2 separate regions of the Homo sapiens genome follow, and region 2 is linked to region 1. Evidence: chromatin contacts called from ENCODE POLR2A ChIA-PET data. All regions are on one chromosome and are shown on one strand. The core of a region is the stretch at or near the end of the contact, and the rest is flanking DNA. Distances in the headings are between cores, read along the strand shown. Region 1 overlaps GLRX (glutaredoxin). Region 2 overlaps LOC101929710 (a long non-coding RNA gene).

Region 1 (3,442 bases), core at 746-3,245:
CAGGAGGTAAAGCAAACCTCTTCATGTGTTCATTTAACAATTGCTTTTTTTTTTTTTTTGAGATGGAATTTCGCTCTTGTCGCCCAGGCTGGAGTGCAGTGGTGTGATTTTGGCTTACTGCAACCTCCACCGCCCAGGTTCAAGCAATCAAGTAGCTGGAATTACGGGCACCTGCCACCACACCTAGCTAATTTTTGTATTTTTATTAGAGATGGGGTTTCACCATGCTGGCCAACCTGGTCTCGAACTCCTGACCTCAGGTGATCCACCCACCTCAGCCTCCCAAAGTGCAGGTGTGAGCTACCACACCTGGTCAACAATTGCTTTTTCATTTCTTTGTAGAACAACAATATTTCTTGTAGTAATCTTTTAAGGTTTTTTTTTTTTTTTTTTTTTTTAAGAGACAGAGTCTTGCTCTGTCACCCAGGCTAGAGTGCAGTGGTGCAATGATAGCTGACTGCAGCCTCGAACTCCTGGGCTTAAGTGACCCTCCCACCTCAGCCTCCCGTGGCTGGGACTACAGGCATGAGCCATCATACCCAGCTAATTTTTTAAGTTTTTGTACAGATGGGGGTCTTGTTATGTTACCCAGGCTGGTCTTGAACTCCTGGCCTCAAGCTATCCTCCCACCTCAGCTTCCCAGAGTGCTGGGATTACAGATGTGATCCACCTCAACAAGCCTGTTTTTCATTTTTAGAAAAATGTTTTTCACAGATTCTTGAATTCTGAGTGCATTCCTCCTAGGGGAAGAACAAGCCTTTTAAAGCTGCATGTTTGATCCCCAACAGGGAAGTGTTTGTATTCAAAGGGTCTGAAAGCTCCCGAGGGTTTTTTTTTTTTTTTTTTTTTTTTTGAGACGGAGTCTCCCTCTGTGCCCAGGCTGGAGTGCAATGGCGCAATCTCAGCTCACTGCAAGCTCCACCTCCCGGGTTCACGCTATTCTCCTGTCTCAGCCTCTCGAGTAGCTGGGACTACAGGCGTCTGCCACCATGCCTGGCTAATTTTTTGTATGTTTAGTAGAGACGGGTTTTCACTGTGTTAGCCAGGATGGTCTCAATCTCCTGACCTCGTGATCCACCCGCCTCAGCCTCCCAAAGTGCTGGGATTACAGGCGTGAGCCACGGCGCCCGGCCTGATCCTGCAGTCTTAATTATTCTATAAAGTAGCTGTATCTAGTAGGTAATCAGCAGGACATGATTATGGAAAGTTAGTGGCTTCAATCAAGCCATGTACTTGGTAAAACCTGTTTTTGTTTTGCTATAGTCACAGCTCCTAAATTAGTGCCTTCATTTATTTCTCCTCTAATGCACTTTTCTTTACATAGATCTGAGTTTCTGAACTATATCATTTCCCTTCTCTCTGAAGAACTTCTTTGGGCATTTCTTGCAAGGTGATTCCATTGGTAACACATTCCCTCAAGTTTTGTTTACCTTAGAAAGTATTTCTCCTTCGCATTTGAATGATGATTTTACTGGATGCAACAAATATTTTTAAGCACCTACTATGTACCAGACACTTTTATGTACATTGGGGAAAAAATTCTGCCTTTTCTGCCATGAAAAAAACCCTTCTGCCTTTGTTGAACCTATATTCTAGTGGGGGAGACAAACAAATACAGTAATAAAACAGTATGTTGGGAGTTGGTAAGTGGCACGTGCTATGAGGAAAAGTAGGAAAGGTAGGGAGGAAGCATCAGGGTCCAGTTTTAAATGGAGCCATTGGGTCTCACTGAGAAGGGAACATTCGAGCAGATATCTATAGGAGCTGAGGGAGATGGGTGTACACAATTTACAGGTAGAGTGAATGCAAAGGTCCTGGGGTAGACGTTTGCCTGGCAGGTTTGTGGAATAGTAAGGAAGCCAGTATAGTTGCAGCACTGTGAGCCAGTAGGAGAGTTAGTGGAGGTGAGGTCTGAGAGCTAATAGGAGCTTGGAAGAACTGTGACTGGTACTCGGTGTGAGATGAGATGCCCCTGGTGGGTGCTGAGCAGACGAGTCACTTGATCTGACCCCATTTTGAAAGGGCCACTCTGGCAGCTGTGGGGAGAAGAGACAGTAGGGCAAAGGTGAAGGTTGAAGCTGGGAGACATTGGGAGGCTATAGTAGTTATTCAGGTGACAGATGAAGGTGGCTTATACCAGGGAGGTAGCCGAGGAGTGTTGAGAAATTGCTTTTGAGTAGTTGCATTTGTGTAACCCTAGCTAGCGTACAGGAGATGTTGCCTGGCTGAGGCTGGGGAAACCTAGTGCAGGAGAATAAGAACCACAGGATTACCAAACTCGTTTTGGGGTGGCAGTTCTTTCCTCTCCTTGACAGTAGCGGACTCTCAAGTTCCTCTAAAGAGGAGGCTGGGACGGGAAGGGACAGGAGGGGAAGCAGCACAGGGTATTTCCTCTTCTTTGCTCAACTTTATCAACAGTACTTCTTGCTTTGGTTTCACTGCCACAGCACCCCCGTGCCGTCTGTACAGCCTGCCATTCAGCTCCCGTTAGGGGTACCATTCACTGATACGATTTATGGCAGTTTTGCAGTTGTCCAGACTAGAGGATGGGTGTGAGGGTAAAGGAGCCTTTCGCTTCTTTGCCAGACACTGAGCACAAAACTCCACGCTGGGAGCAGCCTGGTCACATTTCAGGGTCATCTCAGGAGGCTGGGGGGCAGCTCCAGGGCTGTGGGTTTTCAAAGCCTCAGTTATCCTGTGAGAGCACAGGGAATAGCCATGGAAATGTGCAAGATTTGTTTTTAATTTTTAGACTTTATTTTTAATGCCTACCTTCACCCAGACCCCCTTTTTAATAAAAGTGCTGTAAGAACTTATCCACAATAATGAAGCCCCTTTTCTCACCTTTCTCACTTTTTGGACAATTTGCTCCAATTATTATGCTTTCTGAGGAAAGCCCAAAGCTTTGAAAAATAGTCTCATTGCTTTCTGCCTCCACCTCTCCCTCCCCTCCAGTGCGTTCCTGGTACTCGGGGAGAGGCCCGCTGGCTCTGATGACGCGGTGACCTCCATGGGGCTTTTTTCTTCACTGCCAGGCAGCCTTGGTGGAACACTCCTGGCCTATAAATTCAGCCACGTTGAGGGTATTTCCTCCTCCCTCGCGATTCTAAAAGCCCTCTGGAATTCTGGAATGTGTCTGCTCCTAGCAGCAGGGAGGAAGTGTGTAACTAGAGAGGAGCCTATTCAGCAGGTGTCATGACTGTGGCTTGGCGTGGGTGACGCACCCTCATCCGGGGTGAGTTAACCATCTTATGATGGACCAGCGATTAAAGGAGACTCAAACACCACTACACCCCCCTGGTTGAGGACAGAGCTCACTTGTGTTGCTTTGTTTTGCTTTCTTTGTTTTGCTCTGTCGTCCAGGTGTGAGTGCAATGGCACCATCACAGCTTACTGCAGCCTCGACCTCCCGGGCCAAAGCAATCCTTCCACTTCAGCCTCC
Region 2 (7,011 bases), core at 2,979-5,478, 280 kb before region 1:
TCCAAACAGGAAGAGAGGAAGTCAAACTCTCCTTGTTTGCAGACAACATAATCCTGTATCTAGAAAACCCCATTGTTTCAGCCCAAAAGCTTCTTAAACTGATAAATAACTTCAGAAAAGTCTCAGGATACAAAATTAATGTCCAAAAATCACTAGCACTCCTATACACCAACAACAGTCCGGCCAAGAGCCAAATCAGGAACTAAGTCTCATTCACAATTGCCACAAAAAGAATAAAATACCTAGGAATACAGCTCACTAGGGAGGTGAAAGATCTCTACAAGGAGAACTACAAACCACTGCTCAAACAAATCAGAGATGAAAGAAGCAAATGCCAAAACATTCCATGCTCATGGATAGGAAAAATCAATATCGTGAAAATGGCCATACTGCCCAAAGCAATTTATAGATCCAACACTATTCCTATTAAACTACAATTGACCATTCTTCACAGAAATATCAAAAACACTTAAAAATTCATATGGAACCAAAAAAGAACTGGAATAGCCAAGGCAATCCTAAGCAAAAGGAACAAAGCTGGAGGCATCACACTACCCAACTTCAAACTATACTACAGGGCTACAGTAACCAAAAAAGCATGGTACTGGTACAAAAACAGTTACCTAGACCAGTGGAGCAGAATAGAGAACCCAGAAATAAGACCACACACCTACAACCATCTGATCTTTGACAAACTTGACAGAAACAAGCAATGGTGAAAGGATTCCCTATCCAATAAATAGCGCTGGGAAAACTGACTAGCCATATGCAGAAGATTGAAACTGGACCCCTTCCTTACACCACATACAAAAATTAACTCAAGATGGATTAAAGACTTCAATGTAAAACCAAAAACTATGAAAATCCCAGAAGACAACCTTGGCAATACCATTCAGGACATAGGCACGGGCAAAGATTTCATGATAAAAGACACTAAAAGCAATTGCAACAAAAACAAAAATAGACAAATGGGATCCAATTAAATTAAAGAGCTTCTGCACAAAAGAAACTATCAACAGAGTAAAAAGACAACCTACAGAATGGGAGAAAATATTTGCAAACTATGCATCTGACAAAGGTCTAATATCTAGCATCTATAAGGAACTTAAACAAATTTACAAGAAAAAACAAACCCCATTAAAAAGTGGGCAAAGGACATGAACAGACACTTCTCTAAAGAAGACATACATGTGCCCAACAATTACATGAAAAAGCTCAAATTACTGATCATTAGAGAAATGCAAATCAAAACCACAAGGAGATACCATCTCACACCAGTCAGAATGGCTATTGTTAAAAAGTCAAAAAATAACAGATGATGGTAAGGTTGTAGAGAAAAATGAATACTTACTCACTGTTGGTGGGAGTGTAAATTAGTTCAACCATTATGGAAGACAGTGTGGTGATTCCTTAAAGACTAAAGACAGAAATACCATTTGGCCCAGCAATCCCATTACTGAGTATATACCCAGAGGAATATAAATCATTCTATTATAAAGATGCATGCATGCATATGTTCATTGCAACACTATTTGCAAGAGCAAAAACATGGAATCAACCTAAATGCCCATCAATGATAGACTAGATAAACAAAATGTGGTACATATACACCATGGAATACTATGCAGCCATAAAAAAGAATGAGATGATGCCCTGTGCAGGGACATGGATGGAGCTGGAGGCCATTACCCTTAGCAAACTAACACAGGAACAGAAAACCAAATACCACATGTTGTCACTTGTAAGTAGGAGCTAAATGATGAGGATACATGGACATATAGAGGGGAACAACACACTGTGGCCTTCAGAGTGGGGAGGAGGGAAAGAATCAGGAAAAATAACTAATGGGAACTAGGTTTAATACCTGGGTGATGAAATAATCTGTACAACAAACCCCATGGCACAAGTTTACCTATATAACAAACCTGCACTTGTACCTCTGAACTTAAAGTAAAAGTTAAAAAAAAAAAAAAAAGACTTTGAGCTCATCCTACCTTGAAATCCCAATTAAGAACTGGGTGTGGCTCATGAACTCCACAGCAGACACAACTAATTCAAAAAGGCTAATATTATAACTAAATCAGAGCCCTCCAAAGCTCCAAAGCTCATAGTGAGCAAACTATGAAAGCTCAAAGAGCTTCCCCATTCACTTAGGATAAATCATTTCTTTGGAAATCATTTCTTTGGAAAGGCTCAATTATTTAGATCAAAGTCTCCTAGAATCACCTACAAAGCTTTTAAGACATATTCCTGGGTCCTACGTCAAACTTAATCAAAATATCAGGTGGCAGTGCAAAGGAAATTATATTTTTTTAAAAGGACCCTGGAGAATTTCGATGATCTTTATGACTCATATGCATGAATAAATGCAAAAGACTGCCAACAGGAGTCTATTGGCAAGAATTTTTTCCAAGAGTAGCATCTTTCACCAGCTCTGACAGAGACAATGCCACTGCCCTGTTTAGATCACTAGTGTGGGGTTGTCACTTCATTTCATGTGATCAAGTACTTTAGGGATCTGCTGGACCCAACCAAAACTAGCCCTTCATTCAGATGGTAGAGGCCATCTGGAGTCAGACACTTCTGCTGCAGACGGTAATGGAAAGGGTCTTAAACTGGGCCTTCAAACAAGAGGATTTGAGAATGATGCAGTCAACTGTGGATATATAGGAAATAGCTTACTAAATGGCTAAATAAAATGGAAACAAGATTGCAGCTATCACACAGAGAGGTTTGGGTAGTGACTAAGAATTCCTCTTCCCTAAAGTAATGACAGTTGTTCAGCAGGAATGGTTAGGCCAATGGCTTTGTTCCCCTCCCTTTCCCTGGGTCTTGTTCTATCACCTTCCTTTGTCCTTTTCTGTGTGGCAGGGATTGAGACAGTGGAGGGCTGATGTTAAAGCTCTGGGACCAGTCTCTCTAAATAAGAATAACAGTTAACTTTTACTAAGCCCTTAGGACTGTAGGGCTTTGTCCTCAATTGTTTACAAGCATTATTTCATTTAATGAACAACTTTAGGTCATTTGAATGACTTGAGCAGCAAAGGAGCCTCTGATGATTTATTCTAAAGATCCAAAGTTTCTTGTCCTTATCTTCCAGTATACATGGAGGTTCCCTGCACAGTAAATGGCAAAAAGCTATTTCTACCTCCTTTTAGGGCAGCTTCAGAGGAAGTTTACTTGAATCACACCTTCCATGATTGAGATTAGGTAAAGGATGAAGTTACTGATAATGAGGTTAGGTCTTTCACTGTGGCCTGAGTACCACATAACCCATTCTGGTATCTTCTTCCATCTGAATAGCTGATGTCTACAAAATCAATTAAACTGGCTATATTTTGGCCAAAACAAAGAGGAATATGGTTACAGAGTTGGATCAACCTTGTCAACAACTGCTTTTTTCTGTTATTTAAATACAATCTAAGTTGCTAAACACTAGAATTAATAATAAGGAAAAGTTGGGCTCTCTTTAAGGATTTTTTTTTAATGTTATGTCTTTTCTGAAGATGTTTTCAGTGGGTCTTTGTCAAGAAGATAGGGACAAGGAAGAAAGAACCAAGGTCTCTTCTGGTCAAGGAATGTGATGATTCTATCATATTCAGATGCAATTTCTTTTTGGTGCCTAGCATATCTTCTTCAAACTTAAAATGAGGAGTATTGTTGATGATTTGCCACAGGTTAAAGTAGAGAATGTATCACCCTTTCATATAATAGGTCTTTTTTTTTTTTTTTTTTTTTTTTTTTTTTTGAAACAGAGTCTCTGTTGCCCAGGCTGGAGTGCAATGGCACAATAATAGCTCACTGCAGCCTGGAACTCTTGAGTGCAAATGATCCTCTTGCCTCAGCCTCCCAAGTAGCTGGGAATACAGGCACCTGGCTAATTGTTTTTTTTTTCTTATAGAAACAGGGGTGTCTCTATGTCACCCAGGCTGGCCTCCAGCGATCCTCTCACCTGGGCCTCCTAAAGTGCTGGGATTATAGGTGAGCCACTACACCTGGCCAGAATTCTACCTTAGAACACTTTTACAAGTGTTCTAAAGACAAGCTGATCAAGAAACCTTAATTGGGGGAGAAAAAACAAAACAGCAAACCACACCAAGTGTGTTTGCAAACCAGCATTTCCTAGAGCCATGTGGCTGCATTTTGGTCAAAATGCTGCATTTGCAAAAATGACTGACACAAGATACAGCCTAAATCCAACCATTTCACCCTTTTCTTGCACAATGACCTTGGCTCTGAGCCAAAGTCCCAAAAAGCAAGAAGAAGTTACCATTCCAGGCAGCTAAATATAGTAAGAGAAATGGAATACTCATTTTTTTCAAGGCAAGCAGGCCATTGTAAGAAGCAAAACAAGAATTTGGGTTTGCTGGATGATTTAAATAACTATAAGGAAGACTTTTGTAGCCTAATTACTTCACAAGAGCTAACAGCCAATGGAGAGTAATATGCAAGCCTCTGTATTGCTTGTTGTAATACACAAGTCCAAACCGTAGAGAACCAATGTCACGTAATTTAAAAATAAAACATGTAAACAAGTTGGCAGGTTTGCTGAGCCTGACTTCTTGCCCAAGCTCTTCACAGTAGAGTGAGGAAAAGTCATGATTTAAAGTCAAACAGCTAGCGTTCAACACCCAGCTCACTTCACCTCTCTCAACTTTTCTCCATATCTTTATCAGTAAAATGGGAATGATAATTCTATCTACCTCATAAGATCACTGAAAGTATTAAATATTTCACTACATAAATGTTTGCTGGCATTAGAAAGACTCGCAGCACAGCTCTCTTCTAAGTGTATCTTATTTTCAGCCTATATCAGGAGAAGGAGATATGGCAGTAATGGAATCAAATGTCCCTTGGACCAGAAAGGAAAAAAAAAAAAAGGTCACCCTACTGTAAAAGATTTGCAGTCCTTTGTGCCCTAGAATCTTCTTAAATTTCATCAGTCTCCTAGTGAGTATTACTGGCTCCCTTAGTCATATATATGAGTTAAACAATTTCTAATGCCACTCTCTCAATGCCAAATCTTTGGAAATTCACTGGGCATAAGGGGTGGATCAACATGACTACATTATTAGTCAGAGAACAAACATTCTAGGTAAGTAATTTGGTTTTCTCCCAAAGATTAAATACGTTTCCACCTGTGGAGACTAATGGGCTCCAGGGATCTTTTTCTGTGTATTTAACAACAAGATAACTAAGTGGCAAAGTCAATAATCAGACAGTAGGTGCAAGTAACCAACTAACTTCCTTACAAATAGTTTTTCCTTGAGGGAAATAAGGCATGCCTTTAAGACAAGGGCTCTGTAATCTGAAACATGAGGACAGGAAGATTGCCAACCAGGAATAGGTTCTAGTAGAGCAATCAGCTCAAACTCTAATCTTTGCAGGGAATGGAGTTCAGGACACAAACTTCTTTGAGCTTGGTCAGCCAGGCAAAAAGCCTAGGACTTTGAATAGTTTCTTCTCTCAATCTACCAAATCTAAACAATTACCCTAGTGATTTTCCCTTTGAAATATATTCATAGTTTCTTCTTCTTTTCTATCTGTACTTATCTCTCTCATTTTACCATCTCCTGCCTAGATACCCATGGGCCTCATAAGTAGTTTTCCAGACCCTTCAAACCCATACTGCCAAACACTGTCCAAGTGACAGTATCAAACAGGCCTCTGTTAAGATACGCTGTAGCTCAAAATGCAAGGTGCAGCTCCCTGTGGTCTCTAAGTCTGACCTCTTTTATCACACTTCTAAGGTCCTGCATAATCTTACAGCACCCTACCAGCTGGGCTTATTTTCCAGTCAGACTGGCTTCCTCGCCAGGCACCCATGAACACGCAAGACATGCTCCACCCTGCCCATTGTCCCTTCACTACTTAACAGCTGCTGCTGGCTCTTAGTGGAATGCCCTGCTTCTCCAAATGCACACAAAGCCATACTCATTCTTCAGGACCTAGATTTAACCTTTTCTTCCTCCTGCACTGCTCAATAAACATTTTCTCTGTACCATGTACTGTATCACTTAACAAAACAGCTGTATATTGTTCACCTGTTTCATATATGCCCTAGACTTGTCTCCATAACTAAATAAAGAATTGGGTCACCGAATGCTGATCCTCATGCCAAATATGATCCCAAACACATCTAGTTTGGTCCCTCATTTTTTTTATTTTAATTTGAGAAATGTAACACAACCCCCAGCACTGCCTATAGAATTTTCTCAATGATATCAATCTTCACACATCAATCTTTAAATTTTTTAAATTAAGAATAACAATATCTGAATATGTGTCAATAAAACCTCTAAATCTTGACTGTAGGAGAAAAGGCATTGGGTGAATTGGAAAAATCGCCGAACAATGATTAAGGAGATCTGGATTCTAGGCCCCACTCTGCCGCTAAATAGCTCTGTGATCCTAGTTAAGCTACACGGTGTCTCTCCAAAATGAAGGGGTTGGACTGGGTGACACTATGGTCTCTTTCAGCTCTTTCTATGATTCTAAAGCTGCCAATGTGGCATTAGAGCCTGGTTTGATCATGTCTGAAAAGTAGAATTTAAGAGGTTTTTCTTCCGGAAATAGAAAAGCTTCAGGGTCTTCCCTTTATAATCACAATATTAGTTAGGAAAGTTGGCCTCAAATTATTCCCCTTTATGAGATAGTATGTTATAGTAATCTTCTAGGTCAAATACAAAAGAGACAATGGGTTAATTTTCACTCTTTGAAAGTTATCATGTATATTTTAAACCAACTCAGTAATGGCCCATCTTAAATTTGGGTGTCATGAAGCTACACGATGAAGCTACATGAAAACCTAAGCCTAACTCAAGTTTGGAAGGGGAAGAGTTGAGGATGTATATTGAATGCCATGTTAGAGACCCAAGAGAATTTTATACATAAATCCTGAAAGAGCAAATGTTTTTCCTGCTTTCTAGTCAAATGTATATTTTAAGCAGTAAGAAATACTAACAAAATCTGCCATAAATTCCTGAGAATTTTTTTATTTCTTTTTATTTT

Evidence for each region. ChIA-PET counts read pairs that join two places held with the same protein, here RNA polymerase II (POLR2A).
Region 2: POLR2A ChIA-PET joins it to region 1 with 18 read pairs in activated CD4-positive, alpha-beta T cell. The contact joins two enhancer-like sites. POLR2A ChIA-PET finds 5 or more read pairs at or near these places in 2 of 52 experiments (activated CD4-positive, alpha-beta T cell and activated T-cell).

Annotation. Positions count from the first base shown.
Region 1 is chr5:95,817,309-95,820,750 of GRCh38, reverse strand. All of the region lies in intron 1 of GLRX (glutaredoxin), which reads left to right. Among named protein-coding and RNA genes, the nearest start is that of GLRX, 3.7 kb to the left of the region's middle. Within about 2 kb of position 1,995, at least 20 of the 41 ENCODE cell types and tissues checked have a DNase peak (open chromatin) inside an H3K27ac peak, as active enhancers do.
Region 2 is chr5:96,092,294-96,099,304 of GRCh38, reverse strand. All of the region lies in intron 1 of LOC101929710 (a long non-coding RNA gene), which reads right to left. It also overlaps a transcript of CAST not described here. Among named protein-coding and RNA genes, the nearest start is that of MIR583, 17 kb to the right of the region's middle. Within about 2 kb of position 4,228, at least 5 of the 41 ENCODE cell types and tissues checked have a DNase peak (open chromatin) inside an H3K27ac peak, as active enhancers do.